Regions from separate parts of the Mus musculus genome. Here all the other regions are linked to region 3. The links are chromatin loops, found by intact Hi-C in ENCODE. Cell type or tissue: left cerebral cortex. All regions are shown on one strand.

The links. Peaks named below come from ENCODE experiments on the same cell type or tissue, not always from the same donor. Only the 100,000 strongest peaks of a DNase experiment are listed, where the experiment ranks them.
Region 1: it touches region 3 in a loop (4-fold over the local background); 5 of 42 quality-filtered maps call a loop at or near these places.
Region 2: a loop joins it to region 3, with 2.7 times the contacts of the local background. A loop is called at or near these places in 2 of 42 quality-filtered maps.
Region 4: a loop joins it to region 3, with 5 times the contacts of the local background. A loop is called at or near these places in 5 of 42 quality-filtered maps.

The regions. Positions count from the first base shown.
Region 1 is chrX:157,449,913-157,457,912 of GRCm38, forward strand. Sms (spermine synthase) reads right to left here. Exons shown (of 11, transcript NM_009214.4): 8 at 6,082-6,196; 9 at 4,922-5,001. Among named protein-coding and RNA genes, the nearest start is that of Gm24281, 23 kb to the left of the region's middle. In left cerebral cortex, a CTCF peak has its summit at 4,746 (motif pointing left); DNase peaks (open chromatin) are centred at 1,997 and 4,721.
Region 2 is chrX:155,428,900-155,436,899 of GRCm38, forward strand. No RefSeq gene overlaps it. Among named protein-coding and RNA genes, the nearest start is that of Gm39545, 78 kb to the left of the region's middle. In left cerebral cortex, a CTCF peak has its summit at 4,170; DNase peaks (open chromatin) are centred at 4,166 and 4,315.
Region 3 is chrX:155,620,091-155,628,090 of GRCm38, forward strand. Ptchd1 (patched domain containing 1) reads right to left here and starts at 3,237. Exons shown (of 3, transcript NM_001093750.1): 1 at 2,870-3,237. The coding sequence starts at 3,220. Gm15155 (a long non-coding RNA gene) reads left to right here and starts at 4,446. Exons shown (of 4, transcript XR_387096.4): 1 at 4,446-4,825. In left cerebral cortex, a CTCF peak has its summit at 4,611; DNase peaks (open chromatin) are centred at 395, 1,218, 1,466, 2,419 and 6 more places; H3K4me3 peaks cover 5,087 bases; H3K27ac peaks cover 2,445 bases.
Region 4 is chrX:157,304,512-157,312,511 of GRCm38, forward strand. Phex (phosphate regulating endopeptidase homolog, X-linked) reads right to left here. Exons shown (of 22, transcript NM_011077.2): 12 at 6,358-6,459. Among named protein-coding and RNA genes, the nearest start is that of Gm25795, 8.9 kb to the left of the region's middle. In left cerebral cortex, a CTCF peak has its summit at 3,040 (motif pointing left); DNase peaks (open chromatin) are centred at 1,138, 1,566, 2,744, 3,042 and 2 more places.

The DNA.
Region 1 (8,000 bases), 1.8 Mb after region 3:
ATGACAGCAAAGGGGCAGGAGAGACAACTCAGTGGTTAAGAACACACACCAGGGCTGGTGAGATGGCTCAGTGGGTAAGAGCACCCGACTGCTCTTCTGAAGGTCAGGAGTTCAAATCCCAGCAACCACATGGTGGCTCACAACCATCCGTAACGAGATCTGACTCCCTCTTCTGGAGTGTCTGAAGACAGCTACAGTGTACTTACAATAAATAAATAAATAAATAAATAAATAAATAAATGAATGAATGAATGAATGAATGAACACACACCAGGGGCTGGAGAGATGGCTTAGCGGTTAAGAGCAACTAGCTGCTCTTCCCTAGGTCCTGAATCAATTCCCAGCAAGCACATGGTGGCTCACAACCATCTGTAATGGGATCTGATGCCCTCTTCTGGTGTGTCTGAAGACAGCTACAGTGTACTCATATACATAAAATAAATAAAATTTAAAAATAAAAAAGAACACACACAGGGAGTACAGAGACCTCGGAGTTCAGTTTTCCACATTCATATCAGGCAGCTCACAAATGCTTAACTCCAGCTCCAGGGAATTCAATATCCCCTTTTGCACTCCACAGGCACCCATACTCACAAACACCTAATAAAAAACAAAATTTTCAAATGATACTAATGGATTACTTCCAGAAAGCAGTAACTTTCAGTGTGGATTATACATGTCTAAAAAGTACTGATAACGAACAGTTCATTATTATGGGAATGGTCAAGAGTTTGCTTCATTTTTCACCGTAGTGTTACATGCCCATTTTTGTATGTAACAGACAGTAGGGGGATTTAAGAAGGGGATTAGAGACAGAAGGTAGGTGGTCAAGTCCCGGGACCTTACTTCTACTCTCAAAAATGCATACTCCGAAGTTCTGTGATATAACAAGGCTGTCTTCAAGCCCCCGGGGTGATACCAATGATGTCACAAATCTGCCACTGTGGCACAGCAATGTGTGGTGGGAACATTCAGTTTTTGCAAATCACCACATAACATCCTCATCCCATTATTAACCTTCTCTATTTTTCTGTTACACATTCCAGCCAAGGGCAGAAGAAGAAGGCAAGAATCAAGAGTTATCATGTCTCCAGGCAGTGATAAAACCATAGCCATAGTCTAAGGGTATAAACTATAAAAGGTCAGAGGTAGAATTCTTGTCTAGCGGGCAGGAAATCATCATAAGGAATGAATGAGCTCTTACTCTTGCCCCTCTCTCTTGCCTATTGCTCTCTTGCCTCTCCCTCTTGTGCAGCCTCTCTCCCCATTCCCTCCACCCTTTTCTCCATGTGGTCATGGCCTGCCTCTACTTCTCCAATCTCTCCCTCTTTTGCCTTTCTCTTAACTTCCCTCCCTGAATAAACTCTATACTAAAAAAAAAAAAAAAAAAAAGAATGAGTGGATGAATGAATGAATGAATGAATGAATAGTGGTGACTTATTTCCTGCAAGGCTTATGCTCCTTAGTCCATGTGAATTTCAGTGTGTGACACATATAGCCAAACACAAGACAAATCCCAAGGGTATCACAAAACAGTATCACTTTCTATATCCAATGAAAGCGAATTAGAAAACAGAATGTATGTCATTCTCAACAGTGATGTCTTCTGAATAATTGTTAGCAAAGAACATAGCCTTGAACTTGTGATCTAGAGGGTTAAGAAAGAAACAGTTCATAAAAGCACACTGTCAAAGTTTGAGTCATTAGTATTTGCACATGCTATACTCTTGTGGAACACTTCTATTAGTTGCCCACACTAACACACAAGTTCTCCATAGCAGGCAAAGAACAAAACTACTATACTTTCTTTCTAATGCCATCTCTCATCTACTCTAAACTGACTGGTTTACAGAGCATCCATATTTAAATCCCCTTGCGTCAACCTCCCACATAGTTGGGATTATAGGCAGATGTCATCATGCCCAGGTTTTTTTCAGTCTCTGTACTGAAACAGAAGAAGCTCTGTATTGAGTGAAGTCCTGGGTGAATGAGTACTGTTGACATGGGCATGCCTTGCTCCCATGGGAATGGAAAAGCCTTCCCCAGGCGAGATTCACAGAGATGGAAACATCTCCTTCAGGGGTCTGAGTGCTAGTGACTGATCCATGTATACAAAATTAGCAACAACTTCTTCCTCCCAGATGTCTGCAACCTACCAAGCAGAAACCTCCTTCCTATGTAGTCTAGCTAACTTCTCCCCGCTCTGCTGCACATAATAAAGCACGGTGAGGTTCCACATTAAGTGAACTTTGCCAGAATGCCCTCAGCCAGTCCTGGCAAGGCTCTATTTGGTTGTAGAGCCTCATATGCTTCCTCAATTAAACTGCATGAGACTTTCTTTTAGTTGTGGAAATTGAGGGGAACTTCTACAGTAAGTATGCTCCCCAAAGCCCAAGTCATTGAATCTGCACTGCCTTGTTTGAGCAGGTTCCACCATCAATATCCTATATAAAACAGAGGCCTGTAACCTCCTCTGTAGTGGGCCAGACAGACCACATTTTAGACAGCACAGACGGTGAGGCCTCCTCAGCAATCCTCACTGCTGCTGGAGCACAAAACAAACAGGCTGTTTATTAAGAAGTGACAAACAGAACAGGCACGCACACTTGGAACTGTGTGTATACCCTGCCTTAAGCTAGCAAGCATGCACAGGCTTTGCTCCCAGTGGGAAGAGGAGGAAAACAGGACAAGCTAGGCCTTTCAGTGTCTCGGTATTCTAACTTCTCTCCAGCAGCATTATTCTCAGATCCCATGAAATAGCCAGAATAAACTAGAGTGTGCAGATAAACACTTCCTCCGGAAAAAACCGACCGCTACCTCATCTAGATATTTAAATAGACCAATAATCAATAGAAGTTCATCGATAGGTTCTAAGTAACAGTTCAATAGGAAATTTCTGCCACGAAATTACACAGTATAGGGTTGACTATGCTAATGATTGTACAGTGTATATTTCAAAATGTTACAAGGAAGAAGTTGAGTGTTTTCTCCACAAACACACTGATATATACAGAAGAGGACATGTGTACTTAGCCTGATTAAACATTAGATAATATATACATGTAGGTAAACATCACATGGTAACTCTTTGATCATTTTTTATGTTTTAATAGATAAATAAAAAATTAAATGCAAGTTAAAAATGTATACTAGCCTAATTGATACATCTACAATACAGCTCCTGAACCTAAGATTCAGGGAATATTACAAAATGAAAGGTGTAGAAAGATTTTAAGAGACAGACAAAAATGTACTGTGACACAACTGTGTCACCCCTGATACCTTAGTAATGTGGCTGTTGAAACAACACCTGAATGACGATGGCACTAATAGACATGATAGTGGGAAAGGGGGAATCTCATGGGGCCCCAAATTCTAAACAAAGAACTAAGAAATAATGAAAGTGGAAAACAGTCTTACATAGGAAAGAGCACACCAATTATTTATGCAATAACAAACACTCAACCCTGAAAACATATATATGCAACTAGCATATAGACTGTTTATTTATGTGTATGTATGTAAGTGTGTTATCTCTATGTATATTAGATAAGTATGTATCTAACAACAAAGAGACCATGAACTTGAGGGAAAGCAAGTGAGGGAGGGGGGTGTACATGAGAGAAGTTGGAGGAAAGGAGTAATTATGTCCATTAAATTGTACCAGGGCTATAGAGATATCTGAGCAGTTCAAATCACTTGTTGCCCTTGCAGGAGAATGGAATTCAGTTCCCAGCACCCAGTACAGGAGCCTCACAAGCCCCTGGACCTGTGGCTCCAGGAGATCTGAAACCTCTGGCCTCTGCAGGCAACTGCACTCACATGTGCATACCCACAGAAACATCCACATAGAAAGAAAAGAAAAGAAGAGGGGAGGAGGGGAGGGGAGGGGAGGGGAGGGGAGGGGAGGAGCATGGACTATTTAGTAAAATTAAAACATACACTTTAATGGAATGAATTACTGAGAAATCAATATATAAAATTGGTTGTAAGATAAAGTCCTTTTAGGTCGTGGGGATTGTGGACACAGGACAGAGAACAGAAATCTGCTTATGATGGTCTGTAATCAAAATAGTAAACTTATTTCAGATTAAAAATGAGGGGAGGGCTAGAGTTTGTGTGTTCCTGAGGAATATTCTGAAGAAAACTCAGAAGAATTCAGAGACCAGAGAATAAGAGCTGAACATGGTCATTAATTAAGTATTTTTTGTACCAAGTAATGAGACTGGGTTAACAATTAGTAGGTCACTTTTTAGGAATAAATACAACTTTTTTGTTTTTGTTTTTTTTTTTTGTTTTGTTTTTTTGTTTGTTTGTTTTTTTGAGACAGGGTTTCTCTGTATGGCCCTGGCTGTCCTGGAACTCACTTTGTAGACCAGGCTGGCCTCGAACTCAGAAATCCACCTGCCTCTGCCTCCCCGAGTGCCGGGATTAAAGGCGTGCGCCACCACGCCCGGCTACAATATGCTTTGTAACTACCTATTATATAGAGCTACCAAAGACAAACTTATACCCTAAAAAATGAAAAGAACTATGAAGCAAAAATTTGCTTCTATGTGGTATCTGCAGCTCACATTAGTCTGATGTGGCAAGGCTGCTTCAAGAGTGTGCTGCTAAATGGGCTTTTCCCTAGAGATGAGCCTAATGAGTGAGGGGAAGGAAGGGAAAACAAAACCAAACCAAAACCAAACCAAAGCCAACAACAAACCACAGTCTGTGTCTCCACCTGCTGGTGCAGTCTCATACTGCAGCCAGGGCCAACAAAATCAGCATGATCTCAAAAGATGACAGAGCAGAAACCAACTACAATTCAAAGACGTTGTTCTTGCCATAGGTGAAATTCAAGAACATGCAGTCAAACATGCCAATATTGATTCTTATTGACAATCCAGGGAGAGAGGGTGGAGACTGACTGGTGTACCTGTGTGAAGTATTTTCCATCCTGTTTCAGAACCTTCATTGACAGGTCGAGAATCAGTCTGAGGAAATCCCATGTGGAATCTGGATGTGGAAAAGATTGTTTTATAAATATGATTTTCATGTATCAAATATCCACTCATAGTGATAAAAAAGAAGAGATCGAGTTGAAGACCATCTTTGGCTAAATAGTAGGTTTGAGGTCACCCTGCACTACATGAGACTTTAACTGAAAAAAATAATAAAATACAAAAAAATATCTAAAGAACCTTGAGCTTGAAAGGTTGTTCATGAATAATAATGTACAATCATATAGCTGGTTTGTACACACACCAATGCAAACACCAAGGTCAAAATCAAGTGCACATCTATTTAAAACTTATCACACCACCAATAAAGACTTAACATAGGAGCTGGGAGTGTAGCTCAGTGGTGAAAAGCTTGTTCATCTGCAGGAGATCCTGGGTTCCATCCCCAGTACTACTCACAGGTAAATAACAAAGACTGCTCACAAAGGAGGAGCTCAAATTCTTAAAAAATAAAAAATAAAAATAAAAAAGCCTGAGTGAGGAACAATCTAGCTTCAACCAATGCCAAAACTAAGAATGTCTTCAGACAGCTTTCAAATTCTATAACAGAATTACTGTAACCCACCTAACGTGGCCACCAATGCATGTGAAAAATCCTTGATTTGTGACTTTCTTTTGTTCTACAATTATAAAACCATGACACCGTTACCACACTGGAACACAGTCTTACACTAACCTGAATCCACATTCCCTGACCACAGCTGCTCATAGTTCATTCCAGAACAAACTCTTACACCTTTTGTAGGATAAGCTGTGTTTTGGCCTGGAGGGAGTGGCACTATTAGTAGGTGTGGCCTTGTTGTAGAAGCAGGCTTTGAGGCACCTACATATAAGCTGGGCACGGTAAGGCCCGTCTGCATTCCCAGCTATGGGGAAGTAGAGACAGTAATGCCTACTTGATTTAAGTTCTAGACTCAGTAGGAATCCCTTTCTCAAAAAATTAAGAGGGAATATAATTTAATGACATTCAATGTTGACCACTGGCCTCACATATGCACATGAATGTGCATACACACGTGTGCCCACATTCGAGCATGCACATATAAGAGTACTAAAAACATAGAACACAATCTACCTTCTTCTGGAGATGTAGAGATAGGGACAGCTGTCAAATCATTAATCACATAATCAAACTCTCTCCCTTCTTTGGCGTACATCTTCAGTACTGGGATACAGTCTTCTATAAGAACCTTTCAGAGAGAACAAGATCAGACACATGAGTCAACAGAAATGGGTATGTCATTAAGCACTTATAAAGGGAAAATGCAAGCTGGGCTTTAAATCCATAGAACCAGCCCATGAACAGAGATCTTCACCTCTGTTAATACCAAAAACTGTTTCAAAAACAAAAGGTCAGGCCGTGCAGTGATAGTGCATGAGTTTAATCCCAGCACTTGGGAGGCAGAGGCAGGCGGATTTCTGAATTTGAGGCCAGCCTGGTCTACAGAGTAAGTTCCAGGACAGCCAGGGCTATACAGAGAGATTGTGTCTTGAAAAACAAAAACAGGGGGCTGGTGAGATGGCTCAGTGGGTAAGAGCACCCGACTGCTCTTCCGAAGGTCCGAAGTTCAAATCCTAGCAACCACATGGTGGCTCACAACCACCCGTAATGAGATCTGATGCCCTCTTCTGGTTCATCTGAAGACAGCTACAGTGTACTTACATTAAATAAATAAATAAATAAATAAATAAATAAATAAATAAATAAATAAATAGAAAGAAAAACAAAAGAAGGAAAAGAAAAGAAAAGAAAAGAAAAGAAAAGAAAAGAAAAGAAAAGAAAAGAAAACCTAAGGTCAGGACTTGATACCAACACCATAGAAAAGTTCACCTGACACATCTGTTTCCTTTACTAAAATTGAAACCATGTACATCTGATCATGTACAGTAAATTACTCTATGTTCTACTCCTTGACTTTAATATTCCTTTATAAGCATAATCATATTAACTCCCCTCAGTTCCCAATTTAAAAAGGCTGTGTTTTTCTTTTCTATCTTCGTTTTTTGTACCTAGGGCTTGAGTTTACTGAACTTTCCCTTTCGTTGGTTTGTAGGGTTAGTTGACTTCGTTTTCAAGCAAGAGGATGGCCCAGTTAAGCCAGTTTTGCTTACTAGAGCTTTCCCCAAGTGAAATAAAATGCATATTGGATATGTTAAGAGTGTGTTGGAATACATACTATAAATTCAAGCTCCCAAACACAAATCTTATGTGTCTACACTCTGTGTCTGACTTCCTATTTGATTAGAGGGCCTGGAGCAAATTACCAATGAGAAGGAAAAGTCTCTCTCCACAATGACTACTGTGTGAATTTCTCTTGGCTACTTTTACACATTCATTCTAATAAAAGCAACTTTGAAAGCATTCGTTGGTCTCACTCCCTTGGGGTTCTGATGCCATTTAGAAGGAGGATAAATGAGAAGCCCCTGAAACTGTTCTGCTGTCACGCCTCTCCACCGACTAACGACATTTCCTGTCTCAGGAAAATCTTCCCATCGTGCACATCGGCCTCATCATACCTCTTGCTAAGTTTACTTCTAAGTACTTAGCGGACTACTTTGAGTGCGATTTCCTGTCACACGTCTCCCAATTTCCTTTCAAACTGTTCTGCATTTAACAGAGAGAAAAATTAATCTTTCCTAAATCACTCACAACTTTAATCACTGAGCCAATTTCTCAGAAATCACAGAGATCAGCATGGCAAATTTCTTGGACTTTTCTAACCATTTTTATCCCCTATAATTATTTCATTATTTTTATGACTTGCATCTTCCTATCTTACTATATTAGTGACTTCAAAATTAATGATAATCTCAGATACACAACACTCATAATTTGGTTCCTGCTTCCAATGAAAATGACTTTTTTCGACTTACTCCAATTTTTACTTTAGCATTTACTGTTAAAATTAAGTCTCTGATACTTTCTATTGTATTTTGGTAGATTACCTCTATTAGAATGTCTTTTGCTATGGGTACCCAAGTATATATGTGCAT
Region 2 (8,000 bases), 190 kb before region 3:
TTTTATTTGTGTTCAATTCAGGGCAGAATTACTAATTTGAGATATGTGATGTTCATAAGACTCGGGTTTCTGAGCAACCAGTGTTTCTGTGTTTTGAAGTGTACCTCTGAAACTCAATGCTCTCTGAAGGTGCTTTAACCCTAAGGAATGAAATAGCTCAGAACAAGATAATAAACCTTTGTCCTAAATCCAAACCATTTGCACATGAGTATTACATGTATATTATATGTAGTTAGGTTATGTTTGGAAGCATGTGTCTCAGATTTCAATAATCTTGCTCTATTTAATTACTGGAACTGATCCTTGCTAATCTGCTGCCTGGTGACTATAGATTTGTCCTCTGTTCGGCCTAAACCTGGGCTTCACAGGTCTTTCCTGACCCAGGAAGATACTATGTGCCAAATGCTAATCACTATAATGAACCCCCTGATTTTTGGAGTATATCTGAATAGAGCGATTTTTGGACTATGACATTTGGTCTATGCTGCCTATGCCTAGTTTGTCTTGCTTTTGGTATCTAGAAGGCTTTGTAGCTCATGTGAGACAATGTACATGCTTTATTCAACCCATAGTATTCCAAAGTTATCACTTTCCTTTGTTAATATCATACATACATTATTCTGTGACTAGGATAGTGCATCTCATGTTACAACACTTTGACAGCTCAAAGTTATTGATAGTGATAGAAAAAACACAAAATTTGAAAGTAAGTTCAATTGAAAACCACATTTTATTTTGTAGAGAAAAGGAAGGGAAACAAATAAACAAAAAAGCATAAAGCTTTAGGTGTAAAATTAAAATTCCATAACAATAGTTTGCAATAATTTTATTAAGTATAGTTAATATGTGAAACACAAATCTTAGACATAATCATCTTAATACAACTAAACTCAGATGCTCAAATTTCTAAGGCATTCTTATCTAGTGACAACATTTCCAATGATGTAGTAAGTCAGAAGTATATACATTTGAGTTTACTAAACATGTTTTCTTTTTTAATATTTTTATTAGGTATTTTCCTCATTTACATTTCCAATGCTATCCCAAAAGTACCCCATACCCTCACCCCCACTCCCCTACCCAACCACTCCCACTTTTTGGCCCTGGCATTCCCCTGTACTGGGGCATATAAAGTTTGCATGTCCAATGGGCCTCTCTTTCCAGTGATGGCTGACTAGGGCATCTTTTGATACATATGCAGCTAGAGCCAAGAGCTCCGGGGTACTGGTTAGTTCATAATGTTATTCCACCTATAGGGTTGCAGATTCCTTTATATCCTTGGGTACTTTCTCTAGCTCCTCCATGGGGGCCCTGTGTTCCATCCAATAGCTGACTGTGAGCATCCACTTCTGTGTTTGCTAGGCCCTGGCATTGTCTCACAAGAGACAGCTATATCAGGGTCCTTTCAGCAAAATCTTGCTAGTGTATGTAATGGTGTCAGTGTTTGGAAGCTGATTATGGGATGGATCCCTGGATATGGCAGTCTCTAGATGGTCCATTCTTTTGTCTCAGCTCCAAACTGTCTCTGTAACTCCTTCCATGGGTGTTTTGTTCCCAATTCTAAGAAGGGGCATAGTGTCCACACTTTGGTCTTCGTTCTTCTCGAGTTTCATGTGTTTTGCAAATTGTAACTAATATCTTGGGTATTCTAAGTTTCTGGGCTAATATCCACTTATCAGTGAGTACATATCATTTGAGTTATTTTGTGACTGGGTTACCTCACTCAGGATAATGCCCTCCAGGTCCAACCATTTGCCTAGGAATTTCATAAATTCATTCTTTTTAATAGCTGAGTAGTAGCTGGAGAAATGGCTCAGTGGGTAAGAACACTGACTGCTCTTCTGAAGGTCCCGAGTTCAAATCCCAGCAACCACATGGTGGCTCACAACCACCCATAATGAGATATGACACCCTCTACTGGTGCGTCTGAAGACAGCTACAGTGTACTCATGTATAATAATAAATAAATCTTTTAAAAAAATAGCTGAGTAGTACTCCATTGTGTAAATGTACCACGTTTTTTTGTATCCATTCATCTGTTGAGGGGCATCTGGGTTCTTTCCATCTTCTGGCTATTATAAATAAGGCTGCTATGAACATAGTGGAGCATGTGTCTTTCTAAAAATGTTTTCATAATGGAGAGTATTAGACATTAATATTTGCATGTCTTAGGGTTTCTATTGTTATAAAGAGACACCATAACCAAGGCAACTCTTATATAGGACAACATTTAATTGGGGATTGTTTACAGGTTCTGAGGTTCAATCCATTTTCATCAAGGCAGGAAGCCTGGCAGCATCAAGGCAGGCCTGGCACTGGAATAGCTGAGAGTTCTACATCTTGTTCTGAAGGCAACAAGGAGAAAACTGGTTTCTTGTACAGCTAGGAGGAAGGTCTCTCAAAGCCCACCCCTTCAATGATACACTTCCTCCAACAAGGCCACACCTCCTAATAGTGTCACTCTGTGCCAAACATATTCAAACCACCACAGCATATAAAATCTTTATTAATATATATTTATGCCCAATACCAATGTTAAGTAATTTGTTGGCAGTCTCCTAGGTGTAGGCAATAGAGCAGCAGATTAAAGTATAAAGATTATAATTTCTCCATTGTGTAAATGGTACATTTACACAATTGAGTACTACTCAGCTATTAAAAAGAATGAATTTATGAAATTCCTAGGCAAATGGATGGACCTGGAGGGCATCATCCTCAGTGAGGTAACCCAATCACAAAGGAACTCACACAATATGTACTCACTGATAAGTGGATATTAGCCCAGAAATTTAGGATACCCGAGATATAAGATACAATTTGCTAAACGCATGAAACTCAAGAAGAACGAAGACCAAAGTGTGGACACTTTGCCCCTTCTTAGAATGGGGAACAAAACACCCATGGAAGGAGTTGTAGAGACAAAGTTTGGAGCTGTGATAGAAAAGGATGGACCATCTAGAGACTGCCATATCCAGGGATCCATCCCATAATCAGCTTCCAAACGCTGACACCATTGCATACACTAGCAAGATTTTGCTGAAAGGACCCAGATATAGCTGTTTCTTGTGAGACTAGGCCGGGGCCTAGCAAATACAGAAGTGGATGCTCACAGTCAGCTATTGGATGGATCACAGGGTCCCCAATGGAGGAGCTAGAGAAAGTACCCAAGGAGCTAAAGGGATCTGCAACCCTATAGGTGGAACAACATTATGAACTAACCAGTACCCCGGAGCTCTTGACTCTAGCTGCATATGTATCAAAAGATGCCCTAGTCAGCCATCACTGGAAAGAGAGGCCCATTGGACATGCAAACTTTATATGCTCCAGTACAGGGGAATGCCAGGGCCAAAAAGTGGGAGTGGGTGGGTAGGGGAGTGGGGGTGAGGGTATGGGGTACTTTTGGGATAGCATTGGAAATGTCAATGAGGAAAATACGTAAAGATTAGAATTTCAGGTAACATTCTTGTGATAAAATCATGGCCTAAAGCTGAAGGATGTTAGCAGGTGGTGAAATAGTCATGGCACATATCGTTCCTGTCATCTTCTTAGCCAACACATTTGAGTGTGATATCATATAGTAATAATGTCTTAGTGTTTCATCAGTAGCACACCTTTCTCAAGAACAAGTAGTATACCCAGATTGAGGGGGATGATAGAGGAGATGGGGAAGAGAAGGCAACAAAAAACCACCAGTGTGACAAAAGACAGACATTCCATTAATCTTGAAATTCTAGAAAATAGAATCTCCTTCTGAAGGAGCAAGAAAGCTAGGGTGTTTATTTCTGATCTTCCATCACTCATTGGTTTGGGGCCCTGGGAACAAGGTTGATATTAAATCTGGTGTGCTATAAGCTTTGGGGTCTTTAGAAAGCCCTCAGATACAGGCATCTACCCTGTAAGTTAGAACAATGTGCACTGAGTTGGTGAGAACCGAAGTAAAAGAAGGCAGTGGCTGGCCTGTATAGCTATTGAGGGAGAATAGTATTTTTAATGTCAAAGGAAAGTGCTCTTGATATTTCAAAGTGGGAACTGAAGTATGCTGAGAGCAGATGGAAACAATGCTAAGACTGCATTATAGATGCAGTAATGCCTGAAAGCGAGGCAGAGTGGTTAGCTGGAACAGAACCGTTTCATACAGAGAAAGGAGAGGGTATCTTCCTAAGAAACACTAGATGGTGTTCTAATCTAACTAGGAGACAATCGACAACTAGCCTTTGATGCTGATTTATTATTACAGTTTAGCACGCAATTTTAAAGCAGTTGGGCTTCAATCAATCAAAAAGTATTTACTGAACTCCCATTAAATGCCAGACTTGGGACAGAAATAGAAGGTAAAATTGTATTAAAAAGAGAAAGACGGCAAAGCACAAAACGGCAGCTGCAGCTTTCCAATCTAAATCAGAGTGGATTTGTCCTTTCTTTGCAGAATTGTTAGGGAGAATCTGGGTAGCTGTAGAATTTTCTTGCATGGTGAAATAACTTTTTAATAATGGGATAATATTCACTATCTGTTTTTCATGATGATATGTAATGAATATTATATATCCATTTACTGACTGTGCTGACATTTGGCTATATGATGGGATTAAAACACATCACATTTTCTCTAGCATGATATTTGAATGCCCTTCTTAAATACATGTTTGTGTATTTCCTGCGTTAAATCCCTCTAGTTTTAATTATTCCAAATTTCTAGATTCACACTGAGTAGCTTTACACAGTCTTTAGTGAAGAACTTCTTAACTTTTACTCTGCACAGTAGGCTCCAGGGCATCTGGTTAAATCAGCTTGTCTGTTTGTTGGAAGATGCATCAATAAAGAAAATGGCATTTGTATATAATCAAGTATATTTTAGCCATAAGTAATGAAATTTGGTCATGTGTAGCAAAATTATAGAGTGAAGTAATTCAGGCTCACATGATGTCTCTCATTTGTGGATGATAGATTTTACATAGGTACATAAAATCAAATAGGAAATGAAAGTAGAATTTATTTATTTCAGGGAAAAGGAGACTAGTGGGAGGGAATAGGAGAGACAGGGGAAGAAAGAATTAGATCAAAATAAGTGATTTACTTAAATGAAAATACCATTATTAAACCCATTACTATAAACAATGAGCATATGCCAATAAAACAAGTAACCAAAAACCAAAGCCAAAACCAAAATCAAACAAACAAAAACAAGAAGAAAAAGTAAATTATGAATTAGTGGGTCTGAAGTGGGGCCAGAGATTTTGCATTTCCCAAACTTCCTCTACGCAACTGCTGTCTCTGCTCCACAGGCCAAATGTAGGTAAGGTTACTGAGGGTGTTTGTCCCTGGTTAGAAACATGCTTGCATTTTTAATTTCCTCGAAGAAAACTGTCTTGCTTTTGTGATTTTTCCCTTCATCTTCAATCTCGTTTATCTGGTCCCTACCATTCTTGTACAATTAGCTGTATATTTAATAGAGTGCTCACCTGATACATGTATATGACAAATGAGAGAAAGTTAAGTGTTACCCCATAAAATATGGATTTTTTTATACCTGTAGAGCTATTCTGTTCTTATATCCCATTTTTTTTTTTTTTGCTCAGGATACTGGTCTATAGGAACTTCATCAGAGAGACCCTGTTTTCATCTACTCATGGATGCTTTAGGAGAAGGTATGGAGGGTAGGGAAAGGGACAGACACACACACAAGGGGGAGGACAGGAGAAACAGAGAGACAGAGAAGTATTAGGTTACATATCTATGGTTTCCTTGGACAAGCTGAAGACATTTTCTTGTCAATTCTGTTTTCCTAAGTATCAACAATTTTCCTGTAAAGTTCTGTTTGGGTTTCTGGAAACTACTCCCTCCCTCTCTTTAGATCTAGTGGTTCATAACTGCTTCCGTATTACCTTGTTCCTCTTCATGTTGACCAGGGCTTTGAAAAGTTCCTTTGGAGAGTAAATGTTCCTTCTATTAACTTAATTTTAGTGTGCCCTGGCTAGAACACTTGGTTACCATTGATTTTGGAAATACAAACAGGTAAAATATGCTTGGACCATAGAAGGACAAACATAGTAGAACAGCTTAATACACTGTTCTTTTTATTGTGACAGCACAGCAATTTTAAGGACTGTAATATATTGATTATAGTTACCTAGCACAGCAAATATTTTCTGAAGCATATATTAAGTATGTCGATGTAGCCATTAAAATGTGCACACATTTCATAACACCATGCTATATACAACAAATTTATACAATTTTATTTGTCAAATAAATGAGACAGAGAACATGTGAAAAATTGTAAAATGGAACTTGAATCAAATAGAAAAAGCTCAATTTTGGCAAGTATTTAATTGCTTGACAATTCTCAGTACTCAGCAGCACTGCATGACTTTTTCAGGTCTTTTGGGGCAATGACTACCATTTGACTTAGGTCTTCATCACTTCTGTGGCATTTGAAATGTTCAGACAATTTTTTTGGTTTCTCTTTTTGTCTTCAGTCAGAGTCCAAGTTAGCTATAGCTACTAGCTTACTCAGGGATATTTCTTATACTGCTGGTCTGTATCCTCTTTACAAACGATGATAACACATAGCAGAAATAATAAATTTAATTTGAAAAAGGACAGTAGTAATTATATCTTTTGAATCAGTCTTTTATATGAACAGATTAATAGTGTCATTCTTTTATTAGGTTCCATTTAATATTTTGTGAATAAATTTTGAGACATAAAGGTATACAATCTAAGGTTTTTGTATAAAGAGCTCTCCTTTTAAAAATTATTTTCTTTTAAAATTCTCCTGTGTGTGTGTGTTTGTATATGTGTGTGTGTGTCTGTCTGTCAATATGTGCATGTATCCTTAGAGGTTCATAGGCACCATATCTCCCTGGAGTTACATATGGCTGTGAACTTCCAAACTTTGGAGGTAGGAGGCCTTTGCAAGAACAATGTGCTCTTAACCACTGAGTCATCTCTCCAGCTCCTGACAGAGCTTTCTAGTGGTCTGATTGGAGGGTATTTGTGTGTGTGTGTGTGTGTGTGTGTGTGTGTGTGTGTGTGTAATGTACCCATCATCTTATTTAATTTGAACTTATTTAAATATCAAAGGACTATGCATGCACTATTTGGACAGGAATATTCCAGGATGTTAAATGTTGTAGTATTTAATGTGGCAGAGATTTTCTTTTTGGATTTATTGATTCCTTCTTCATTAGACTTTTAACATTTGAAGCTGCAAACTCATTCCCATCTGAAACAAATGGTAATGGACTTTACCAGAATTTTATTACTATGATGGAGAAATTATTGTGGGGAATTTTTTTAATGGGAAAATTTCATGGCTTGTTTTCAGAGTTATTACTCAGAGAAACGGATATGTACTGAGATTTTATTTTTATTCTATAGTTATTATTACAATAGATGACAATGTGGTGATCTTCATTGCTCAACTGATAATGACTGGTAGAATTTTTCTCATTTGGGACAATTAAGAAGTCTAGTTGGAATTTTTGGGAAAATAACCATTGCTGGCTTAATTAGTTTCTTCTCTACTTGAGTCATTTATCTATTCATCATCTGTTGATTGGGAGCAAGTGTTATGCGTCTAGATTGAAGCATTGATGTTTCCTTGTAGAGCTGTTTTTAGGAGAATAGCACATCTATACTAGTGAATTGTAATCTACTTTAGCAATTGTAACACTATTAGGCATATGATATAGGGAAAGAGAGCCTTACTTCATTTTTGGACTGAAATTGGTTACAAAATGAGTAGGAAAGTTGTTGACATCTGACTGGGGTTTGTAGACTGAATTGAAGAAGAAAGATGGCAAGCACCGAAACTCTGAAAGACCTTATGATTTCTAACTAGGAAGACATTTTTTTTCTCCTGTGGACCTTAGAAAGCTTCAAGAAATTTTAACAAGGAAGAAGATATCAAGGTTCCATTTTGGAAAGACATTTTTGTAAAGATGTAAGGAGATGTATTTGAATGGAATGTGTGAGGTGGCAAGTATGGGGAGGAACTA
Region 3 (8,000 bases):
GTCAAATTATTTACTACAGGGTCACAGTAAAATAATCACATCACTTTCACAAATTTGAGAAAGCACCTTTGAACCAGGATCAATGTTATTTTCAAGCAGAATTTTTCCTGTTATTCTTTTAACTACATTTTAAAAGTCAACCTTTTTTTGTCATAACTACCTTTAGTCTGTAATTTTTTTTGTCAACAAGTAGCTGTTTTAATATATGAAGAACAGTATCCTTCATTGAATAGTATTATGCAAAGAAAAACATTACACTTGAATTGCCTTATGCAGTCCTACAAGTTGCTTCCTCCAGTTTGGCAGCACCCAGAAAACTCAAGCTCTGCTCAAGCTCTGCCCACTCATTTAACTTCAAATGAGATGCTATAAAATACCCAGGGGCTTTTAGTTGTAGTGTATAATGTTAAAAATCTGTAGTGTTGTCCTTGGTGCTAATAACAAAGTATTAGAATCACACTAGTAGTGGCAGTAACAGTAAGAATTTCATTCCCAATATCTTTTGCAAAGGACAAGTCATAATGTCTCTAAATGGAAAGGGGGGGGGAGCTCACTCCCACACTTTACATTACCATGACTACTGAAGAACCATTTTTTTTTCTATCCCCCTGCTCCTTACCTAACAAATCTAGGGGGTGAGTTGAGTGTATAAAGAATAAAATGGATACCCAATTTATAGATCAAAGGCATTTCCTATGTTTCATAAGTATGCATCACTATAAACTATAAACTATATGCACTGATTGAATAGAGAGCTGTCACTTCGAAATGATTTTCTGACCACTATTTGACTTTGATTTGTTTTTACCCATATACCCAAACCATGAAAAATCATCCCATTTTTTTTTGAAACAGTCCACTGACTTCAAGACTGTCCTTTGACATGTAGGCAGAGCCAGCTTCTTTCTCTCCAGTCCCAGCCTTTTTATAATATGCCCTCCCTTTTTTGTCTTGGACTGATTAAAACCAAACAGAAAAGAACATAATTGCAAAAATATCTGATTTGCCTGTTGATGTCTCATTAACCTTGACAGTGAATGTAACTAGTGACTGCCTGTCACAGTGGCATGATGGTGTGTTAGAGAGGGAGAAAAAAAGCCAATGGAAACATCTCAGAGGGAAAAATCCATGGATAAACAACTTAGTAGATCATCTACAAAACATGAAGCATTTCCAAATGCCCAGACTTGCTCCATTATACTTTCCTTAAGCCTGTGACAGTTCAACTACACACATTCTTGATAAAGCATTTCTAACAGTATTTATTTATCTGTATCTCAATAGATGCTCTGAAGTTTTGGGGGTGAAAACCCACTTTGATGTTGAAAAACAACCTCAGGGGGTGGGGTGGGGAGCATTTCAAGACTAATGTTGATAAGGTTCTGCCATAAGTGAATATGTCTAGTGATTTGTGTGCCGTTAAAAAAAAAATACCACAAGCCACTCAATGTGAAAATGTTCTAATTCCAGTCAGTCCCCAGCCAGATTCCTCCTTTACTAATTGCTGGTGGATAGTATGTCAACAAACAGAGAGGGAAACAATAGAGGAAAACGAGCTTCTATCTAGGGACACAGGGTTACCTGGAGAGGAAGAGACAGAGTAAAGAATTTCCCAGGTTCTCTAGTAGATTCCCTTTGGGAAAAGGAGGAATCTAACCTTCCACCAGACCCAGAGACCCCACAGGAAATCAGCACTTTCCATTTCTTCAGCATCTCAGCTGGGACTGGGTCCTGCCCCACCCCCTCCCCAGCAGAAGCTGAAGTAAACAAACCCCATAGTCTCCACCTAGATTCACTCTCCCTTTTCATTTATTTTTTCTTTTTTTTTTTTTCCTCCTATGATCTCTTCACTTTTCCATTTCCAGTCCTCACTCCTTGGCTTTTCTTAGGAACTTCTTGAAAGTTATCACCTTTAACCTCACTTTTCACAGCAAATTCCCACCTCGGGCTGATGGCACAAGTGGGCAAGTGGTTTCTGTTCTGTGTTCCTGAGATCTTCTTGGGGTCACATCCTGGCTCCTAATCTCCGGGCTTTGGATCTGCCCTTCAACCACGCGTTCAAAAAAAGAAAAAAAGAAAAAAGAAAAAAAAAGAAACAATAAAAGTATATCAACCTGTTCTGTCTTTCCCCAAAGAAGTTGCGTTTAAGTGGATTGAAAGTACTGTGAAAGATGAAATAACTGTGAGTTACAAGCACCATTTCCTACTCTCAAACACAGACATGGCTACCTTGATCCTGGAAGAGTGGTCTGGTGGCCGCCCCGGTCCTCATCAGGAACCGCACTTTGGTTGGGGGTGGGTGGGTGTTATTTTCCTCACCATGCCAACTCACAGTCCTCTGTCCCTTACCTACTACCCACAGCAACCTATCCAAAAACAATTCGGGTGCAGCGACTAGAGGAAAAGAGAAGAAAAAAAACGGGAACAGAGAATGGTGTCTTTGAACCTCACCTCCCTCCTCCTGAATAGTATTCTATTCTCAAGTAGCGGGACTTTCTTGAATGTATTCTCTTGTTCCGCTTCTTCTTGGCCCAGTTAACCTAAAGCCTCCCTGCCCCCAAGCCCACTGCGACCAAAACAAGCGCACTAAAGCACCGTAGTCGCCGCCGCCCCAACTGTTGCAGCAGCTGCGGGGTTACGGCAGAGGCGGGGAGGGCAGGGCCCAGCCAGGACCCGGACCTGAACGTTTCCTGCCTCCGAGACTCTGAGACTCTAGGTTGCTGCCTAGGGGCGCGCAGTGCAGAGGAGCCCCCGTGGGAGCCACTGCCCGGGACACTAGAGGTGGCTTCTGAGCCGGGACCCCGCGCGGAACCAGCACAGCCAGAGCAGCCGCGGCGCCAGGGGCTGCCAGAACCCGCCCTGGTCTCACCTTTAAGATCAGGTCCGTGTGATGTTGGTCTAGCATGTTGGCTTTCTGGTAGGAGGTGACAATGACCCGGCCGTAGCGCCCAGGGGTCTGCAGGTCCGAGTAGAGCCGGTGCTTGGAGCGGTTGACCGGGAAGAGGCTGTTGACTAGGTTGCGCTCGATCTTGGCTAGGCTGTGCTGGGGCGCCAGCAGGTGCTCCACGCTCTCTTCGACCTGGTAGCGGCTGAAGCTGGCGCCGAGCAGGATGGAGATGAGCACCGGCGCCGAAGCAAAGAAGACCGGGTGACTGGCAATGAAGTGGCCAAGCCGGGAGAAACACGTCCTCAAGCCCCTGTGCAGAACCTGCCGCAGCATCCTAGAGCAGAGCGGGCGCGGGAGGAGGGCGAGGCGCACGCTCGGCGCGGGCTCGGGCGACGGCGGCGGCGGCGGCGGCGGTGGTGGTGGTGGTGGTGGTGGCGCCCGCAGCGGCGGCGGCGACGGCGGCGGCGGCGGAGGCAAGACCCTGAGCTCTCCTGGAGCCGCGGCACCACCATCGGGGAGTCCCGCGCCGCGCCTCGGGAGGGACCCCTCCGGCTGGAGACACGCCCTCCTGCCCGCTGCCGCGCCTGCCCGGAGAGCCCCCCAGCTTGGCGGCCTCCGCGCCGCCCCCACCCCGCCCTACCCGGGGCGACCTCCCCACCCCCCGCCGGCTCCCAGCCTGGGGGGCGACACGCGACACTGCCGCGTTCCCGCTCAGAGCGGGCGGGGCTGGGAGCGGCCCCCGCGGCTCCTCATGACCCCACTCACCGGATCCCCGAAGCCAACGACGGGATGGCGCGGAGAGCGGTGGTGGTGGTGGCGCTAGCGCCAGAAGACTCTGCGCGCCAGCCTGGAACACGAGGACAGAGAATTCCAGGCTACACCCAGTCCCCTCCTCTCAGTGTACTCCCCCTCCCTCAGCTTGGCCGGCCAAGCGGGCTCACCCCCTTCCCCTTCCCCTGGCCTCCTCTGGGGAGACTCAGAGATAAATAAAGAGATGTCCCGGATTTTTCAAACAAAATAAAGTATAAGAGTTCTCCCGTTAGGGGGTAGGGTGGGGGTGTCGGGCAGACCCGCTTTGAGCCAAGTCTCTTCAGACGCGGAAAGACGCAGGCTGAAGACTGCGTGCGCCCCGGCTCTTGCCAGGCTCAGGTGGTGGCGCGCACTGGCTATTACCGAGAGGGGGTGGGGAACCGAGACGCTCGAGCATGGAAATCACGCCTCCTCCCAAGTAAGAGCCTTTTAAGATCTCCCCAACACTGCAGCTCCAGGGGCACCACAGGGGACCTGTGTGCATTTGGAGGCTGTCCACCCCAAATGTGTTCTAGGACAATCTTCCTCCCAAGTCCCAATTTTAGGGTCGCTCCAGAGTGGATTGAACTGGGCAGTGGTGCAATCCCTTCACCACTCTCTCCACCCTGTCCCCCAATAAGAAAAGTGCTGATAATGACACTCGGTCAGTCCATGGAACTGTCTGTCTCCAGGCTCCTCTTTTCCCTCCCTGCCTTTTTTTTCCTCCTCCTTCTCCTCCTCCTCTCTCTGTCGTCATTGGCAGGTCTGGGGGATCTGGTGCGGTGGAGCTGGTGCGGGCCCCCCTGCGGGTGTAGACTGGGAAATGCTGGTCGGGGAGTCAGTACTTAACCCCCTTCTCTCACTCCACCTGCTCCTCCTCCACGCGCGACAGTGTGCGAGTACGGGGACCCTTATATCAGAACAAGAGATGTACTGGTCTCTGAGTATGTCGAGCCGCAGGGGGCGCGGGGGAGCCAGAGGGGCTCTGAAGGCTTGGCAAAGTTGGGCTTGTGCGTGTGTGCGCCAGCCATAGCTAGCAGGCAGCCACTGTGGTTCCCCCTCGCACTTCCCCTCGGGAGATTTCCCGAGAAGGCGGACGCTGGCTTCGGCCTGGGACAGACCTGCGGCGGCGGGAACGGCCACGCACAGGTACAATTTAGCGCGTTTATTTGCGCGCTCCGAGCCCCGGGGTCCGTCCATTGGAATGCAGACAGAGTGGGATCCACGGAGTCTGGGTCACTGATGCTCCCCGTCCTGCCAGGTTGGGGTGGGAACCAGAGCACAAAGAAGGGTCCTCAGGTTCACAGCTCCAACAGCTTAGTCAGCCCACTCCACACCGCTGGTCTGTTTGCTCGACCTCTAAGTACCAAGGGTCAAATGGGAAGTGGCTGTGGCAGTAGGAGCGGTCCCTTGAGTGTGCCACACAACTGAGCATGGACATGCATATTAATCAAAGCAGAAAGAAGAGGGAAGAGTGGGGGAGGAAGAGGAGGAGGAGGAGGAGGAGGAGGAGGAGGAGGAGGAGGAGGAGGAGGAGGAGGAGGAGGAGGAGGGAGTTAGGGAGAGATGCAGACTGAGCCAGAGATAGAGAGAGCCAGAGAGCCAGACACAGACACTTCAAGACAGCTCAGCAGGAGTGGGAAAAAGCACCTGAAAGAGGCATTTTCCTAAAATCCCTGTCCCCTAGACTCCCCAACACCCTCTACTTCTCAAACTGAACTTGAGAACTTGTGCATTGGAGACAAAAAAGTCCTGGACCTTGAAATCCTTTTTTTTTTTCTTCTTCTTTTTTTCTTGTTCCTTTCCCTATATCACATCTATGTTCCTTCAGCAATGGCTACAACTGCTGATCTGTCCACTCTGGGGACACACTTGTCCAGTTCAGCCCGAGATTGTTTCCTAGGTTCTTCCACCTGTCTCTTGCTGATTTTCTCTTTGCCTGTCCCCGCTTTTCGCCACCCAGCTTTCTTTCCCAAGGCTCCTCGGGACACCCAAGCCCCAAAGCTTCTAGCCAACATCCGCCTTTCACTCTATATTGCCCTTCTTAGGAAGGATTTACGGAGCCGGCTAGAAATTCCCCTGCCACATTCCATTTGTGCCCTTCCCCCAGCATCTTAATTTCAGCTCCCTGAGATGCTGCTGCTCTGCAGCGCTTTGCTGATTCACGATGATCGCGGAGCAAAAAGCCTCATTGACTTGTGCCCCTGCAAGCGCTGAGGTAGCACAAGTTCCTGCAAGGGCATGGGTGTTGGGAACCCCCTCCCCCGCCCCCTCACACTGCTGAGGTGCTAAAACGCAGGGTGGCTGCCCTGAGTAGCTCTTAGTTCTGTGAAAAAGAGAGAAGAGTGCACTAGGTGGGAGTGGCAGCAGGAATATTAGGAACCCAGCTCATTTCCACTAAACTAATTCCAGTTGGTGGGTGGGCACCTGTCAAGAGACCTAACATCTGTCTTTGTTACATATACACTGGTGCTGTATACCGCTGGAACAAAAGTAGGAGAACAGAAATCAAGTCTACTCGGGAAGCTTTAACATTTGGGAGAAGCTCTTATCATTTTGAAATCTTTGTCTTTCCAAATAGTTCCCTCACAACCTTGCTTAGCACTCATCCCATTTGTCTTTGGTTTGTTTGTTTGTTTGTTTTAATGTCAACCTGTATGCAGACTAAAGAACCAGTGCTCTCTCTGCAGTGCCTAGGCTGAATATTAGAGCAGGAGACACTGCAATGCCCAGCTGTCCTGGGTGGGATAGATCAGTTTCTTTGAGACCAAGACATTGCCATCTCACTCTTCCAACTCTTCTTGTCTAGCCCAAGGGCGAACTTCTACCTTTCCTGCTTTGATGCAGAGATAAAGCTTCCTGATACTGAATCTTCAGCTATCTTTTACTATTTAGACAATACAGTTAGTATTGTCTAAATCAAGCTAAAAGAGATGTGAAGGGGAAAGAGGAAAGGAGAAACGCAGGAGAGGAGAAAGTGTGCCTTTCTCTCCGTGTGTGTGTGTGTGTGTGTGTGTGTGTGTGTGTGTGTGTGTGTGTTGTGCACTGTTTATCTACACTTAGCCTTCTAGGGAAGCATTGCTATTTCTAAAGATTTTGGTTTGTATTTGGGACAGTAACACTGGGAACCGAGCTTCTATCACCATTCATAGATGATTTCTTTATTTGATTAAGTATTGGTGCACATTAATGTACAATTTAGAAAATAATAAAAGAAGGAAAACACCTTTTTGCCACTGCCTTTGAAGGTAACCTCTGTTAAAAATTACTTGCTACATAAACACAATAGTGAAGTAAGTCTGTAGCATTTATAGCTATGGAGCTGAAACCTGCTCCACTCCTTACTACTGCCCATTTATTAGGTGAATAAACTTATCCTTTATTTCAGTTCTCTTTTCTGGGAAGTGGGAATAATAATAGAATATACTCCATGGAGTTCCTGCAATAATTTAAGTAGTTTAGAAGGATATAAAGTGTTTAATATAGTACTTAAAATATCACAAACACCCAAGAAATGATAACAATTATAATTAAAGTTTTTTTGTGTGGGTGTGTGTGAGAGAGGAGAAAGAAAATCACTCTCTGATTCTAGGAACTGTCCTAGTGTTTACAGATGGCCTTGATGTTGATAAGAGCTGGTCTGGTACTACCATCTAAGCTTTGGTGTTCTCTTTGTGAACATAAACCATTTCCCAAAACACAAATGTCAAATAAGAGCATTGTGTAACTGGAATGGATTAAGACCAAATGAGGACAACTCCATAATCATGTCTGAACACAGACAAAACATGAATCGTGTCTAGCCCACAATAAGTGAGCAAAAAGGACATTAGTCTAGTTAATCAAATTGACTATTGTGGTCTTTCAAAAACAAATCAGTTAAACTATTATCCTAACCCCTCTCCAGATAAAGGCTAATTAAAACGCCCACTCAAGAAACTATTCCTGCACGATGACTGACCTAAACTGTCAAACCATATAATGAACATCTATTTTCTATGTAATACTTTCTTATTGAATTGTCCCTTAGATCTCCATAATAAAATGCAGCCTGTAGTAGTGTAGTCCTGGTGGTGTTTGGCATTGAAATATATGCATATTGTTTATATGTTCCTTTTAAACATTAAGGATAGCAAGTATGGGTCATTATTTTTCTATTAAAAGCATGAACATTTCCTCATGTCAATTAATATTGCTAAAAAGATCCTAATAATGCTATAGAATTCCTTCATCTAACTAAATTTTATGAGAAGAGTTTAAAACAATTCTGTTATAAATAACACTAAATGGAAGATCTGAAGATTGTGTTCATAATGTATAATCT
Region 4 (8,000 bases), 1.7 Mb after region 3:
CTCCAAAAGGTCATGTAGCACCCAAGAGGTAAAAAATGGCTTACAATACAGTCAGCCTCCATATATCTCTCCTCCATACTGTCCTTCCTTTGGACAGCACTGAGCTGAGGAGATATAAGGAAGACGAACATCACCTTCACCTGGATGACTGTGAGACAAAAACTTGAAGATACCTAAACAGGGGTGGAGAGACAGTGGCTGTAAGCTCAGTACTAGAAGCCAGAGCAAGGTCACAGTTTGCACGCTCTTTGTCCCTGAAGAATACTCAGAGTAGATGCAGGAAGCAGAATGACTGCATTCTTCGACATTCTGCAAAGACACTGAAAGCTATAACAAATAGGGGCATGAGGTATCCTGGCTGAAGCCTTTCCTCTCCTCTCCAAACCTATTCCAATGGAAACTGTGTAGTGCAGCAGGAGTAAACATACCAAGGGAGAGGAGCACTGCTGGGAGCACTTGTTCCAAGTACCAAGTGATGGGGAGCTCAGAAGAAGCCTCACCTATAAGCTAACAAGGTCATGACAAAGGAAGAGAGGAAGGGGCAGGATTAGCACCCTGAGAGACAGCCTGCCTCCGCTCCTAAAGTTTCACTTCCTAGGCCCCCAGGACCACTTCATGACTCTCTATTAAATAACCCTCCCCCACCAGCACAGCCTCCGTAGCATCCCTGTGTCACCCTAGGTATGTGAAAGCACGTGAAGAAAAGGAACTGCAGCTGATCACCCCCTCCCTTCCAGAATCTGCAGCTCCCAGCCCATTTCCTGGCACATTCTTGGTGTGCTACAAATGCTTGTGGCATTGAGTTTGCTGAGAGGATGCTGGTAACCCGACTCAATGAAATGCACTATTGTCTTAAAGGCAGGGAAGCATGAGAAAAGGACCTAACGCAGAGGTTGTGTCCTCATTAGTGGTCTCCTTAGGGACAGAGCTAGAGACTAGGATTAAAGCACACGGTGTTTGAAAGGGGTGGGGGGTGGTCAAAGAAAGAGGTCTTCAAAAGCAAGAAGGGAAAGGAAGGCAGGCAGCAAAGGGCATTTTTGCCAGAAAGCTCAAGCCCACGGGGTAAGCTCCCAGGAACATTTATAGGGCATGTGAGAGGCAGGAGAAAGAAGGGCAGGCACTAGCCGCCTTCCAACAATTGTTGGCTAAGGGCCAGTGAGGAAGGATGATGGCATGGTGAGTCTTTTGGATGCAGTGCCACTCACAGTAGACTCCATAGGGACAAGAAAGACTTTGGGCAGAATGAAGGGGCAGGCAGTTAGAAGTCAGACAGGGATGCAGTGAAGAAGTAAGGACTCACCCCACCCCTGATCTTGAAGCAGGTGTGAGGAAATGTGCCCTATTCACAAGCTCCTAAGTGCCTCAGGTGGAAAAGCACACCCTCAGAAACATGGGCTCCGAGGGTGGTAGTCAGGGTCCTAACTGGTCAGTACAGACTGTATGCTATGCACACTGCAGTGCCTGGGATTAGCAGAGTTTAGTGATAAAGGCAGAGAGGTGAGGTGCACTTTGCTTTGCTCTCTGCAGTGGAAATCTTCCTACCTCACTCGAAGCCTGTGCGTGGGAGTCGTATGCCTAAGGAGTTGGGAACATGCAGCCAACTTCTCTGTACCTGCTGTGGCCAAGGCCACAGCTACTCCCTCATGCCACCCTCAGGACACTGCCTCCCCAGGTCTTCCGTGCTGGTATTTCTTTTCTCTGGGCATGGGCTGACAAGCTTCGACCCCAGATGCAAAGCGCACAAGGAAACAGTTCAGAGGTGGTCCAGCACTGAGCTAGGTGATTAATTCAGCTGGGGAACAAGTCTGAGCCACTCTCAGGAAGCTGCTCCTCACATCTGACTCAGAACTGGCCAGGGAGACCAAAGGCAGCCTGAGTCTCTTCCATAGTGACCTTGGGGGGACTCCTCCTCTGTTCCGGACACTGTAAATCCTCCAGAAGACACCCCAAATCACCCAATTATCACTATATGCCTATTCAAAGGCTCTATTAACCAGAAAAACAGCAGGCATCCTTGTTCTTTGCTGAAAGAAAAAGACAAAAAGTGACAAAGACGATACTGGAAGGGTTTGGAGGAAGGAAAAGGAAGGGAGAAATGATGTAATTATATTATAACCTCAAAAAATATTTTTAAAGAGCACATGCTTGCAGGAAATGCAGAATCTTAAATAAAAATGGGTGCTTATTTCCCAATATTAAATTTCCACTTGAAATCAACACGGTGAGTTTCAAAACACAAAAGTACCAATGACCTCTCTCCAGGGAGGAGCAGGAAAAGGCAGGGAGACAGAGATAACAAATTTACCCTTCAAGGAAGCAGAGACATCCTCATTTATCTTTTACAGTGATCACTCCTAGCAAAGAGGACAACAAAGCCCATTCACACACTTCTGTTTTGAGACAGGGTCACTGTCACAAAAACCAAGAGGTAAGGCCCTCAGACCACTGCGAATATGAGTCTCCCTATCACTCAGTTTGGTAGTTTTGGTCACAAAAGAAAGCTGAGGTCAACACATCTTAGGTGGCACTTTAATTAGCTGCAGTCCGGAGCTTCATGGTGAGAGAAAGAAAAGCTTTAAGCCCCTCACAAATCAGAACATTTTTTTTTCCAGCTTTCCCAATGGGTAGCCAAGTGACTCAGCATCAGCCCAGTGTGGGCACTATTATTGATGAGAAATCTTCCGCCTGGGTGATATACTGCGTACAGCACATGTCCAAAAAACAGTGCCAAGTCATACCAGGAAGAGAAGGCAAATTATTCACCTCCACTTCAAATGCAGGCAAATCCTCTCTTAATGCAGCAGCTTCTCCATATCAGAAAGACAAAGCAGGGAGATAGAGATTTCCATCTAAGACTCAAGGAATTATTAGGCAGAGCCTCTTCTTTCTTGTTGACTATTAAAAAGGCAATCAAATTGAGGAAAGCAAAAGGGAAAAGGGGGTGGGGGGGGGCTCAAAAACCATCCCAGAGTGAAAAGCCACACAAAAGGCTGCAGTTTCTCTCTCCTTTGTTAGTACTGTGAGCTCCACCTAGAGGTCATTTTTAAAATCGCGAGTTAATTCAAGTTAGGAGAAGAAAATCTTTGTATTCTGGGGTTTAGGGCTAGCAGTGACTGGGAGAACTGCTGGAGATCCTTGGACAACACCCCATTTCTTATCTTGCATTACTGGGACTTCTCTGAACCTTAATATACAATACCTCCTAGGGGAGCCTAATGAGATCCAGAAGGACGACTGCCTTTGATGTTTGTGCCTGTCAGAGCTGCTACTGGAGTTCCTGGCAGATTGAACTCAGCTCAAAGAAAGCAGAGTGTTCAAAGAATACTTTTAGAAGGAAAAAGTGACAGTTCTAGTTGAAATGAAATAAAAGACTGGCGATCAACCCAGAGGGCCAACAGAAACATGTCTAATATTAGAAGGACTGAGAATAGTTTCCTTAAAGAAGGACTCATGGACCATTTGCTTAGAAGACCCAGCTACAAGACAATCTTTGCCTAACTGAATGTCAGCAAGCACTTGAAGTACTCTTAATTTCTATTTCTGAAAAGCTGACTACAAGCTTCCAAATATCCATAACTCACTCATTCATAGCTCTCTCTCTCTCTCTCTCTCTCTCTCTCTCTCTCTCTCTCTCTCTCTCCCTTCCTTCCTTCCTTCCTTCCATCTCTCTCCCTCTCTTCACACTAGTCATCCTATGAAATTGATAGTTTAGAACCTCAAGCTACAACAAAGAGCACCTAGTACACTGAGCATTCAACTGTTCAATGCAAGACACATCCTGCCCCACACATCAAAAGCTACCTTTTAAATTAACCAAGCCTTCAAGAAACAACAATGTGGTGTTGGTGCCAAGAGTTTCATCTACCATATGGAGAGTGTCTCACCACAACCCGTATGTTCCTACCTCCTCCAGCCTGTGGTGTACATGACCTAAAACAGCTTTGACAGATCTTGAATGGAGAAAAATAATTTAAAATTACTCATTGTCCTCTTCCAAGACCACCACCAATACTATTCAAGGTCTTTCTTCTTTGTAAATACTCATCTGCCTTTTCAATCCTGTTAACTAAAACATCTAAGATAAGGTATCTCAATCTCAAGAGTTACTACAAACAAGGTTCTACAAAAAACTTGTGCCAGAAGATAGGGGACTGCCCAGAAATTCTATTTCAACAAGGCTACAGTGAGAATCTCCTTGCTTCTTGACCCTAAGGCAAAATTACTGGTGTAAGGAATGACTCAAAGCAGTGTGTCTAATGATAATATTAAGAGATGGGTATGAATACAGATATACAAAGAATGCTATACAAAGAATTAACCAAATCAGGAGCTGGTTCTTTGAGAAAATTCAACAAGATAGATAAGCCCTTAGCCAGACTAACCAGAGGGCACAGAGAGAGTATCCAAATTAATAAAATCAGAAATGAAAAGGGAGAAATATCAATGAAATATATCTCAAAATAGTTATTCTGTCCGGAAATATTATTGATAATTTTTCTCACTGTGCTTGAAATTAGCAGGCGGATTTCTGAGTCCGAGGCTAGCCTGGTCTATAAAGTGAGTTCCAGGACAGCCAGGGCTATACAAAGAAACCCTGTCTCAAAAACCAAAAAAAAAGAATATGAATATGAATATAAAAGTTGAACAATTTTAATGTATTATTTGATTCTCAAAATATTAAATATTATTAATATGTTTGATGTATAAAATGTATTTAAATAATCAAAATCTTTTAAAAAATTAATACAGATATGGATGCTTGCAGCTAACCATGGAATTGAGCACAGGGACCCCAATGGAGGAGTTAGGGGAAGAACTGAAGAAGCTGAAGCGGCCTTATCTGGCATCAATGGGAGGGGAGGCCCTTGGTCCTGTGAAGGTTTGATGCCCCAGTGTAGGAGAATGCCAGGAGGGGGAGGAAGGAGGGGGTGGGTGGATGGGGAAACACTCTCATATAAGCAGGGGGAGGGGAGATGGAATAGGGGGGGTTGCAAAGGGGAAACCAGGAAAGGAGATAACATTTGAAATGTAAATGAATAAAATATCCAAATTAAAAAAATATATATATCACACAGATGGTGCACAGAAAAAAAGAAAAGCAATGTAGCTATATGCATGACTATAGCTTGAGGAAGAAAAACACTATATTAAATCAACATCCTTTCAAAGAGCCATCACCAAGTAAATTGTCTTTTAAATTATGGAAGTATACACTTTTACTGAAATATTTCTGGATTTTAAATTTGTGCTAAATTTCAAATGTTCCAGATATTTCTACTTTGGTTTCTTATTTTAAAAATGTCAACTCTGAAATATGTAAAAAATCATCTCTGGGAGTTATACCTACACTAGGGGATGTTTAAAAACATGCTTTTGGATACAAAATAAAGTATTAGAATTTAAAAAGAGAGGGAGAGAGACAGAGATGTGTATGGCTAAAATCACAAGTATATAGACTTCTGATTTAAAGTAGTCTTTGCCAGTAAGGTGCCCAGCATGCTCTTGCATGTCCATGTCCCATTGATGACTGCTATCATCAGAAAGATTTCAAAACTTTGTCTACAAAGAAGTGTTCCTAATTTTAGAGTCTCTCAGTTACAGAGTAGAATCTCGGGCGAAATGGTAAAGGCATGCTCTGGCCCTGCCCATTTGAGTTTCAGCTCCAGAAGAATATCTCCAACTCAAGGTGGACCCCCTCATTTATTTGTAGACGATATAGCTATGCAGAATTGCCCTGTTTATTCCTGTATTTTGCTGCATACCATCAGAGAATTTTTACCAAGTGTCTATAGTACCTGCCATGGTCTATCACTCATGCATACCTTATAAGCATGCCCTTTGGGCCATTTGTGGAACACGCTGGCTTAGGAAGTAGATGTGTGCTTTACTACAGGAAAATATTTGCCTCAGGACATTTGCACACATCATGCACAAATGGAGAAGACACATGGACAATATGGGTTTTTTTTTCCTTTGCAACTTGAGGGCCCTTCTGCCAGCTGCTTCCCGTGGCTCCCCACTGCTCGACATTCTGCCATATCCAATGATGGTTTATAGCAAAATTCACTAGGCAGAAAGCCATGTGGCTTTTACAGGCTGCAATTAGGAGTAAAACAAAGGCTGAATTACATGGCATTTGAAAATGCAGTTAGGGAAAGAATAAGTCAGATCTTATTTTCTGTTACCTCCTGGTGATGAAATCTATGTGTTCATCCAAAAGCACACACCTACCTCTGGGGTCATTTGGAAACAACAGCTCAGTCAATAAAAATAAATAAATAAACTGTACAGTCAACATCGAGCATGAAAATCCATTAAACAGTGGGTTTTTTTTTCTTCCATCCAAAGAAGTCCTACCTTTTCTTGAGCTTTCCTTTTTGTCCCTGCATCCATCCATTCATTTTCTTTCTCCAGCATGTCAATGAAGGCCCAGCGAACACCCTCAATCAATTCTTCCATCTATTAGAAAATACCCAAAGAAGCAGCGTCAAAGCCAGAAACTTCAGCCCAGGTTTCCTTGACCTGAATCAGGTTACAAGAAAATTACTTCAAGGTTCAAAATGGGGGGGGGCAGTGTTTCTTTCAGTTCAATTTCATGCTCTGACATTATTTTGGGAGGGGGGGGGCTCTGTAAACAGATGATGCAAGGTGGTGACAGTACAAGTTCCATAATTTAATAAGAGCTGAGGAGTGTAGCTCAATGAAAAAGTGTATGCCTAACAAGTGCAAGGCCCTGGGTTCTATCCCTAGTTCCAACACACCACACTTGCACACACACACACACACAGAGAGAGAGAGAGAGAGAGAGAGAGAGAGAGAGAGAGAGACAGAGAGACAGAGAGACAGAGAGACAGAGAGACAGAGAGACAGAGACAGAGACAGACAGAGACAGAGACAGAGTTTATCAGAACCAGAGAGTGCCAGGCAAAAGCACAGTCTGTGATTTTTCAGATAGACATTGCCAAAAAAAGCGAGCAACAGTTGAAAGAAGTGTTGTTTAAAAAGAGAATCATGCTGGGATATACAGCACCTCAAAGGACATCATGCCAACATGAATCAGATTTATGTGAAGACCCCCAAATCTCTCTAAATTCAGGGCCAGTAGTGAAACCAAATGCTTAGTTATCATCTATTCCCTTCCTACTGCTCTCTCTCCTCCCTTGCAGCCCAGCAATGTCTTATTCAGATCTAGAATGCTGGGTACAGGCAGCATCTGTAGAATAGAAGTTTTCTGAAAGGCCTTTCCCCAGACATTAAAGAATGAGATCACATCCATGTTAAGAATATATTTTCTTTGCTGACAACCTCTGCTGGGCCATAACAGGGATGAGGAGACTGGGGAAAGAGAGCCGTTGCTGCAAGGGCACGAGGAAACCCTGCTGTGTTTGGATGCACACCTCAGAACCCTATTCACCTGCACATTGCCTTGACTGCCTTAATGGTATAGCCAAAAAAAAAAAAAAATCAAACGCTGGAGCCTGGTTCCAGGATTATCTTTACTTTTGAGATCATGAAGCTATAGGTCAATTGTTAATATTCTTTCCAAACACCCACTTTGTTCTATAAGGAATTGTCAGCATAAAACTCCCTCAAAATAATTTCTCTCTGTTTAATAAGTTTTCAGTTATGTTTTCAGTTCAATAACAGTTGTAAGGGAAGCAGAGCTGTAAATCAGTGGGCTAAGTTCCACCGTATGTAAATAAGAACAAACAGCAGATGGAGAAGGGGGAGCTTCACAGCTATTTCTTCCAATTTAGTAAAAACACTAAAAGAAAGAGAAAGCTCAAGTTGGGATCCAGGCGTGACAAGAACATGAAATGATGGAAGAAAAATAATCCCGTTAAAGTAATTAAGTCATAATTGCCACTGTCGTGTGCATATTGGAATCTCAAAGGAGTGCTTTTAAAGTCCTGATTTTAAAAGTGATTACAAATTAATAAATATATAATTTTCACACCCAGGCATTAGGACAGCAGTGACACCAGTCTAAAGTTCAGCCT